Regions from separate parts of the Homo sapiens genome. Here region 2 is linked to region 1. Evidence: chromatin contacts called from ENCODE Hi-C or POLR2A ChIA-PET data. All regions are on one chromosome and are shown on one strand. The core of a region is the stretch at or near the end of the contact, and the rest is flanking DNA. Distances in the headings are between cores, read along the strand shown.

What was found. Hi-C counts contacts between places; a loop is a spot of excess contacts on that map. ChIA-PET counts read pairs that join two places held with the same protein, here RNA polymerase II (POLR2A). Pooled maps may share reads with other maps.
Region 2: a map with no recorded cell type shows a loop between it and region 1 (9-fold over the local background). The contact joins two enhancer-like sites. A Hi-C loop is called at or near these places in 2 of 37 single-sample maps with no recorded cell type and 2 of 50 pooled maps. POLR2A ChIA-PET finds 5 or more read pairs at or near these places in 1 of 52 experiments (H1).

The regions. Positions count from the first base shown.
Region 1 is chr2:13,520,831-13,525,438 of GRCh38, reverse strand. LOC105373485 (a long non-coding RNA gene) reads left to right here. Exons shown (of 2, transcript XR_922814.3): 2 at 2,084-4,608. Among named protein-coding and RNA genes, the nearest start is that of MIR3125, 790 kb to the right of the region's middle. RefSeq lists enhancers at 1,908-2,277, 1,657-2,856. Within about 2 kb of position 2,083, at least 3 of the 41 ENCODE cell types and tissues checked have a DNase peak (open chromatin) inside an H3K27ac peak, as active enhancers do.
Region 2 is chr2:16,653,684-16,658,563 of GRCh38, reverse strand. The region is part of intron 1 of CYRIA (CYFIP related Rac1 interactor A); the gene reads left to right. Among named protein-coding and RNA genes, the nearest start is that of CYRIA, 9.7 kb to the left of the region's middle. Within about 2 kb of position 2,348, at least 22 of the 41 ENCODE cell types and tissues checked have a DNase peak (open chromatin) inside an H3K27ac peak, as active enhancers do.

The DNA of each region.
Region 1 (4,608 bases), core at 834-3,333:
TACTGAAGTCATTAATACCAAAGAATTTCCATATTAATATTACTACTCATTGATTTACTGTGTCAGTATGACTCTGTTACACCTCGTATCTGCCAATAGTGATTAAGCGCTGAATGGCATTTACCTGTAACATTTGTCTACTATGAACTGTTTTCAGGAAGATTTAATTTACACATTTAAGGACAGTAGAGCCAATATAATGTTGTTTAAAAATAGCATTTCTTAACTGCTATAAGACATCTATGAGTCTTCAACCCTATTATTCTGTCTCTTCCTTTCGTTTTTATTAATGACATTGCAGCACAGCTGAAGGCATGTCACAATTTATCATTTATCTTGAATATAGAACATGGATTAAAACAATAAAATTAGTCACCTATATATTGGCTTTCTTTTTTTTAACTTTTCAATTAGATTGACATCATTAGGAAAGACATTGACTATGAAGTACATCAAAATGAAGAACAAGTGGATATATTTTCACATGAATCCAGTTTTGTAAGTGGCTTATTAGGAAAGTGAGGTGGGAAAAGCAGTGGGAACGCGGAGGGCTATATCCTTTCTCTAGCTTGGCTGCTAACTCATTATTTATCTCAACAGGGTTACATCTCTCTAAGCCATAATTTATTTCTCTATAAATCTATGAGTTGGGAGTAACAAGCTGGTTTTCCCCAGGTATTAACAGAGCTACTTCCAGGGTTCACCACAATTGTAACTTGGTTTCACTTCTGATTTTACATTTAACTTTAAAAAAGAAAACTGAAAATTTTCACGTGTGGATGCTTTATTCATCAACTTTTCATACTTTGTGTTTGTTGTGGAGTGAATGCTGGATTAATCCCTTTTTTGAGTGTAACAGATAGTCTCCTCTGCATTTTTTGCTTAATTAAAATTGCCACTCTACTATGGACTCAATTATGTCCACTAAAAATGTATATGTTGATGCTGTAATCCCCAAATGTGATAGTATTCAGAGATAGAGCCTTTGGTAGATGAGGTTGTAAGGGTGGGGCCCTAATGATGAGATTGTTGCCCTTATAAGAAGAGACACCAGAGAGCTTGATCACTGTCTCCACCATGTAAGGACAATGAAAAGGCAGCCAGATAGAATCCAGGAAGAGAATCTGATCCTGCTGGGCTTCTAACCTCCAGAGTTCATCTTGGACTTCTAACCTCCAGAACTGTGAGAAATGAAATTATTGTTGTTTAAACTACCCAGTCTATGGTATTTGATATAGCAGCCTGAGCTGCCTAAGACATCTTTTTCTGACTGTAACAGAATAAAATCTTTTCTGCATCCTTTGCTTCATTAAACATTTTTAATATATAGATTTTTAAATTTATGAGAGTTTTATGGATATTAGGCAACCAAAACAAAGCGACAAACTCATTAGGATGTTACAGGCTTTATAAGACCCCATGAATTCCCTCCCCCATCTCAAAGTCACTTATTTATTAAAATGACCTTAATTTTCCATATGATTTTTGTTAAATACATACTACCAGTTTCATTGTGTGTATTTTTTATTGTATTAAAAAGTTCCTTCGCCTATTCTGTATGTCCACATATAAAATAGCCTGTGACAAAAATATTCTACACTGAGAATGTGAAACTTGAGAAAAGGAAAATAGCTGAGAGCAGTCTGAGATCTGCAAAGTATGCAGACCCAGAGAGACGTGGGTATGGGATTCAGTCATGCTCACACCCCACACCCATGCCTAGGGGAAATTGTTTAAAGTCATTTTGTTCCTGACTGCCTCACTCAATACCTTCATGTTCTTAGAATTTATGATACAAAGAACAATGCTGAGCCAATCAATGGCTTATATTATTTTAATGTAAATCCTCGGTAAAAACCTCAGGAACTGACTCTTTCTTTCCCTTTAAAATCCACTTGTTACTGTTGCTAATCAGAGTGTATATTCAGGACAAATAGAATCTATGCTCTTGGGCTGCAGCCCTCAAACTTGGCCCAAGTAAACTCTGCTTAGTAATAGATTAATTTTAGCTCAGCAGGTTCCTTTGAGATAGGCATATCTGGCATCGTCAGCAGGATTCAGAGTGACTCATTCTCACCACCAGGTGCGGTGTTTCTGCCTGAAAGCAGTGCTTGATACCAGCACGAACTCTGCATCTTCAGAAGTCCCACTGGGTGTTCTGGGTAAGTTCTCCAGAATTAGGACCTCCCACTCCTTGGTTGAAATATAGACTTTATTTGGCTGTTTTTCAAACTGTCTCTTTTCTTTAAGAGAGGGCTTTGGTCTCTGTCTTTGGACACAAGCTCCAAGTAAAGAGCTCTGTAGAAAATGTCTTTTTGCTGCTGTGTCTCACAGGAGAGGTTCAGATCAAGGTTCTTCCACCTCTGCCTCAGGACTGGAGGCTTAGGTCAAGGTTTTTCTGCCTCTGTCTCACAGCAGAGGTTCAGGTCAAAGGATTGGCAGTTAGACACGGATGGTTTTGTTTTATATGGCCTACTTTTAAGATTAAAACTGTTTCTTCTGCTTAAAAATTCAGACCTATCCTTTTATTTGAGACCAATTCCTGTTAGTTTCTAACCGAAAAGTGTTCCCTCTTTTTGCTCTTCCAAACAGGTACACTATGAAAGTCTGGTCCTCATACACTGAGCACACTATTGCTCCCTGGAAGTTAGAGACAGTCTGAGATAAGTTACACTTTCACCCTAAATACATTCCCAGGCTTGACACTTTTGAAAAGTTCCTAAATTATGGGAAGTCAAGCATCAAAATTAGAGTATTCCTTTTAGAAACACCAGCTGGATTTATGTATAACACTCGTGGGGTATCCTCTTGTAAAGGCCTAGGAAAGTGGACCCACCTAACCTGGTGATACAGAAGGCAGAAATTATTTAGGCAGATAGTGAGGGCAACAGAGTTCTTGGCAGAGCTTCCCTTCTAACAAAAAGCAGCCCCCCAAATCATTGCTTTTCTAACAAAGAGCAGCCTGAAAAATAGAGCTGCAAACATAGATAATCAAGCAGGAAGCTTGCACGGGCGAATGCTGGCAGAGGCACCAATAGAAAAGGGCCACCTGGGGGCCAGGCATGTCCAACACGGAGGCTCCATCTTCCCTTTTCTTGTTACCATGTGTAGAGTAAAGAAACGGGCAACATGGCACAGCTCAGGCAGAAGACCCGCCTGCATAATAAAAGATTATGGTAGGGGTGGCCAGAAATTCATACCCTATGCACACGGCACATCTAGTCCCAACCAGTTTTTCATGACCTATGCAAGTGGCACACCTGGTCCAACCAATGTTTCACACCCTGTGTAAATCAAACACTGCCTCCTCACCAGGCATCTATAAAACCCCTTGCATTTCACCATGGATCCGGCAACCCATTTTTCTGGACCCCTGTCTGCAACAGAGAGCTCTTCTCTTTCTTTTGCCTATTAAACTTCCACTCTCAACCTGACACTTTATGCATCTGCATCCTAGATTTCTGTGTCTGTGAGACAACAGATCTTGGGTGTTACTCCACAATGAGGCCATTTCACTGGGACGATCATAAACAGCAGTAACCAAAATAAGAATCCTTTGCTATGTTGAAAATAATTCTTTGTGCACACAATTGGAAAAAAAAGCTGGTTTTTGCACCACACAAACTGAATCAGAGTAGTTTGTTTGTCTTGAATTAAATCTGGTAATAAGAAATTTAAAAAGATTCTTTCTTAGAGCTCTATGGTCAGAAGTCAGCTTAACTAAAAGCTGACATTTAGGCTATAATTTTAAAAATAAGAATAAAAGGGGCTTTCTGCATTTTCTTCTTTTGGATCCTGTTTTGGGGGATTTTTTTCCGTTGACTGAAACTCTTTTTAAATGTGTTTGATCCCTCTGGTTACTTCCTATCTTGTTGGCATAATTTTTGCTGAGAAAAATGTAAAACATCATTTGCCTTTTAGAAAGCTTAACATGCCCCCAAATTGGCTCTTATAAGACTTATTCTTTTGTTTCTTTTCACTTCTGATCCTTTTTTCACTATTTTTGATACCACAAATAATAGTAGTAATAATAATAATAAAATAATATAGTATATCTCTAGAGGAGATATATTGTATTATTGTCTTTCAAAATTGTATGATATTCCTAAAATTATGATGTGTTAACATATGTTGTCAGACACAAATATGGTTATTATGTTACACTGTCATTCGCCACAGAATTTCCTTGTCAATTGTGTTTTTAACCATGGTTAGTCTAAGTCTTTTGTCATTCATAGAAAATTATTGTTTTACTTGGATTCTTCTCAGAAAGTGGTTTACAATTGACAACAGTCCAAAATTTGCTTTTTTTTTTTTTAAGACAATTCATGAGAATGAACCCTGACAAGTACTCTTGAATACAGGTTTCTAATAACTTTGGAGATTGTATTATTAGACTAAGTAAAGACTTTAAGAACTCCCATAAACTGATGTGTTCATGAAGATTTCTAACTCAACATCAAGCAGAATGAGAATTTATTATGTGGGACTGAACTGATAGAAAAAGAAGACTGAAATGCTTTTTAGGACTTTGTGTTTAAAACATTGCTGATTCTTTTTATATTTGTTTTGCAGAGTAAATGAAACTTTTTTGAGCTGTTTATAGCT
Region 2 (4,880 bases), core at 1,099-3,598, 3.1 Mb before region 1:
TTCTGGAGCAAGTGTTTGGAAGCAAACAGACCTGGGTTGGATGGAATCTTGGCCCTTTCCTTGGGCAAATTCCTTAAGCTTGCTAAGTTTTCCAGTTTGTGAACTAAAGTTAATAATGTTTGTGTCTCAGGAATATTGTGAGGAATATGTGAATTAAATATACATCCATCTTCCTTCTGGCCTGACCTTTGAATAAAATTTGTTTGTAAAGTTTTTGCTACGTCCTCTAGGTTCCTCTTTATTTGTTTCTCTGGGTGGGAAATGACGTGAAACTTGTCCTTTCTCTGACAACACATTCCTGAATTGTCCCTGAAAAAGCCCCACATAGTCAACCCCTCTAGACTTCTGTTTCTAGCTTTCGAGCTTTCAATTTATGCCTGAAGTGAACCTAGCCACATTATTTCCTAGATTGTAACAAGGATAATGATTCTCATCAGCATCAAGCACTGTACATGCACTATATGATCAATCTCCTTATCCTAAGTCTTTTTCTTATTTTTTAAACATGTATTTTTTTTCTGGAGTCTTGCAGTTTTAAATCCAGGTCCTTGAATACCTTCAGAATTAATAAATGGGGTCATAAGCTATTTTTTGACACATACACATTCGCTTATTTTTAAGTCCAAAATCCAAAAAGCTCTGAAAATGGGAAGTTTATTTCATCATGCATTTGAAAGCAAAAGCTGGCCCAGAGACTCTATAACTTTTATGTATTACACTCAAGATGAATGAGGTTTTCAGCAGAAAGATAAGTGTCCCAGACCCTGCTGGGCATGTATGTAATACATGGCTTATGCACTCTTTACCTTTCTAAAAGACATTTCTGAATTTGGAAGCACATCTGAGCAAAGAGTCTCAAAGAAGGTTTTGTGGATCTTGCAGAAAGCCTAAAAGAACTGACTGTGTCGGCAAAGTCCAGATGACACAAGTGAATATCCTACCTTTGGATATTAGAGGGTATGGTGACATGGCCCATCTCATGCTTATCAAAAGCATTAGTGGCCATTTTTATATTTTCTCAATTAACTGAATTAAATGACCATGCTTGGCACAAAAACAAAACAACAGCCAAAAAAAAAAAAACAACAAAAAACATCAAAAAACATGGGCTCTCAAATTTCACTGGGACAAAGTCATTTTAAAAAAAATTTCCTGAGAAGTAAAAATAAGCTGGGAATTTTTTATTGAGTGTGGCTTATAATTAAGTTTTGGTTTTGGCCTTGGAGGGGGATGGCAGAGGGAATTTTTAAATCTTACTCATCATTTTGCCCATGTGAGGAAGAGCCAGGGCTGAAAGAGTGAGCATGGGGAAGTGAAAAGCCTCAGCCGAGCGTGAGAACATTTTGGTTCTTATTTTGGGTCTGTTCTTTGGTTGTAAAGTGAGCTTGAGCTTGTCACTTCTCTTCCTTGGCCCCTAGGAACTGAGTTTCTAAGTAAATGACTTCTTCCTTTGTCTCTCTGAGAATTAAGACATGGAGGCTAGGACGTCAAAAGAGGAGGAGAGTGGGAAGCACTGAGCTGTCTGTCTGGCTGTACTGGTAACTTCTGCCAGCCCCAGGCTGACCTCTGGAGGGATGTAGAAAGTTTCCCTGTGCTCTCTGCTGGGTTCCCTCTCGGGTCTTCCTTTACTTCTTCCACAGCTCTAGTGTTTCTGTGCCTTTGGCTGGTTGCCTCAGATGTATTTTGGCCCTGGTGACTCGACTGCCATTCACGCCACTGACGCTCACGAGGTCTCACTGGCTGCTTGACCAAGCATGGCCATTGGCAGTGGCCCTAATGGCAACGGCCATTCCAGCAATTGCTCTGCATTTCTCTCCTGTTTTCTCTTTCTTTATGTCTTTGTCTTTTGAGTTTATTATTAATGCATCATAATTCTGACATTTTCCAGATCAAAAGATTAACATTTCTTTCAGAATCTGATGATGTTTAAAAATCAGCAGCTCCTCCTCTCTGAGGACCCACTGTGTCCTTCTGGAGGAGGGTCTCACCCACTCACAACCAGTGATAGCCATGTAGCTTCCACCACGGAGGAGTGACCTTAACTTCCAGGATCCTGAAGGCCTTTGGTTTGCATAGACTATTGGAGCCACTAGGGAGCTGTAAATATGGTTCACATCAGCGCACATGGAGAATAGGGTGCCTCTGGGGATGGCTGGCCCTTAGAAACTAGAGAGGCCTGGACTTGTGAGTGTATAAGTATGATGTGTGTGGTTTGAATGGATGTGTGTGGTTGGAATATATGTGTGTTTATGTGTGGCTTGTGAGTGGGTGTGTGGGTGTGGATATGTGGATGTGTATAGCTGTGTGTGTATAGGTATGTGTGAGTGTGGGTATGTGTGTGTGCAGTTTGTGAGTGGGTGTGTGGGGGTGAATATGTGGATGTGTACAGGTGTATGTGTAAGCGTGTACATGTGCATTGGGGGAATCCTTTTCATTCCAAGGAAGAGCTGCAGAGGGCAGGAATCTGCCAGGCACTCTCTGGACAAGGCTCTGCCCTGGCCTTTGTGTAGCTCACAGGTGGAACTGACTACTCAGATGCCCCTGCAAGCCAAGGGACCTTTTGTCTTTCAAGGACCGGTAACCACCAAGAAAGGCAATTCTGACATTAACTGGCAGAAAGCAACTGAATTACATTTCTTAGGGAGAAATATCCAATTCTGCTGCTTCAGAAACATAGAACCCTGTAAATCTTATGCTACACATTTTTAAAACACCCAAATCATTTGCATATGCGACTTTAGAAATAAAAATAAGTGAAAGAAAAACCCAATTCAGGTTTAAAAAAAAAAGACCAAGAATGCATTCAATTTTATGTAATAGTCAGTTGGGGAAAGTAGGAAAAAGATTATGAAAGAGAAAAGAAAGGGAGGGAGCAGGAGAAGCTGTGCTGCAGCTGTCTGAGCCCCTGCGTGATCAGGCCGTGCTCCAGTTGCCGCACATTTACAACTCCTTCAGGTTCAAGTTCTTTAGGGTCAAGCCCAAGCAGGGCTTAGCAGAGTTGAGACACTGGATGTGAGGGAGAACGAACAGAAGAGAATGTGAAATATTGTTGCAGTTTTGCTTACCAAACTGCGGAGGATCAGGAAGACCATGTGGGCAGTGGAGTGAGCACTGTCCAAGGAGTCCCCTGGGTATAAGCCTAGCTCTGCCACTGACCTTCTGCCTAACTTGTTGTAAGCCTCCTCCCCTCCCTGAGCCTCAGTTCCTCCATTTTTAACAAGTATGTTTGACTAGATGAAGTCTAAAGCCATTCCTGGGTTGGTGAGGCAAGCCCACACACTAGGCCCCACACCCCAAGCCCAGAGGCATTCTCAAGATGGAAGAGGAGATTGTTCAGCTCTGGCCTGCAATTACTGAAGCAAAGAGCCCTCTTCCCCATGGGTCTGAATTGGGGTTTCCTCTTTCATCACTTGGGGCGAGCGAGTGAGCTTGTACGGGTGTGGATGGAGTGCTAAGTGCATATCTCCTGTTTTTTCTCCCTTTAAAACATCTGTGTGTCAAGGCCTCGTCCCTCTTTCTCCCTTTCACACTACATGCTCAACCTGCTAGTAAGGTCATAGGTTGTGTAAATTTATCTGTTAAACCTCAGATTCAGGAAATAGATTGAGTAGCTCATAGAAACTAAAATAGCTACAGTGTGATCACTATTTGTGGTATATGAATGTGAGTTATTTTTTTCTAACCAGTGACTTATAGCTTGCCCAGTCCAGTCATGACCCTTAATTTTTCATAGTATTCCCAAATTTTTAATTATGTTAACAACAGTGAATTATGCTATTCAGTATACATTTAGCACCTATTAATTCTAACTATTTGGATAGTATTTTTGTATACATTTTTTCATCCCACAGACACCTTCTAAGGTGATATTTTCATTTCTTTTTTAAAGATAAAGACAATGAAGCTAAGAAGGTTTTTTTTAAAATTTGCTTTAAGACATAGGACTGAAAAGGGCTGAAAATGGGGCACCAGGATTTGGTTGAAGTCGGCCTGGCTCTAAAACTTCTACACGTTTCCATACCACACAGCTCGCACTGCTTCCAGGCCACAATTTTATTTTTTTTTAAAGAAAATAAAATCCTTTTTCCTGCCATGACTGGAGTCTCTTAAGCCTCAGAAAATATGATCATAGCTTGATTTCTTTGCCTTTTTCCAGAATGGAGTCCCATGGCACGCCCTACCTTAATGTAAATTTCATGCAAATAGTATATGGTATTTCTACTTAACAAACTTTGACCATGTATTCCCAAAGTGCCAGACAGTTTTCTGGATACTTCCAGATGTGTCATTCGATGGAAGAAGAAGTTGTGCTTTTTATTTTATAGAGAGCAAAACCAAGACTCGGAGAGATGCAAACATTTTGGCTTGCTTGGTGAATCAGTGATTCACAGGCTGCAGTTTTATAGAGCGCTTGGGGTTTTGCCTTGCCCTGGAACAGAAACACTCCTTGTTGAACCAGGAGATCAAGCTGACCCACCAGCTCCCACCTCACAGGGCTGGGCTTCCCCAGTATCTGTCTGCTGGTCATAACTCAATCTGCTGGCTGTGGAGAAAGGCAACTTCCTCTTGTCTCTTCCCATGTTGTTTCAGCCTGCCCCACTACTGGCTCAGTTTAGCTCACCCAAAGTCCATTTTCAGTTTCATGGCTCATCATAGACTTGCAAATACTATGCGTTAGCTTCGTATTACAGAAGAGAAAATGGTAATGTGATTTACGCAGGATCACACATGAGCTACATCCTGTTTTCAAAATGCCCTTTCTTTGCCTGGACAGACCCTTTGAGATTCGCTTCTGGTGTAACATTCGCCATAAACCTTCCCCAGGTCCCCGTCAAATTCATCCGTCCATCTGTCCATCTACTTATTCAACAGATACTTAT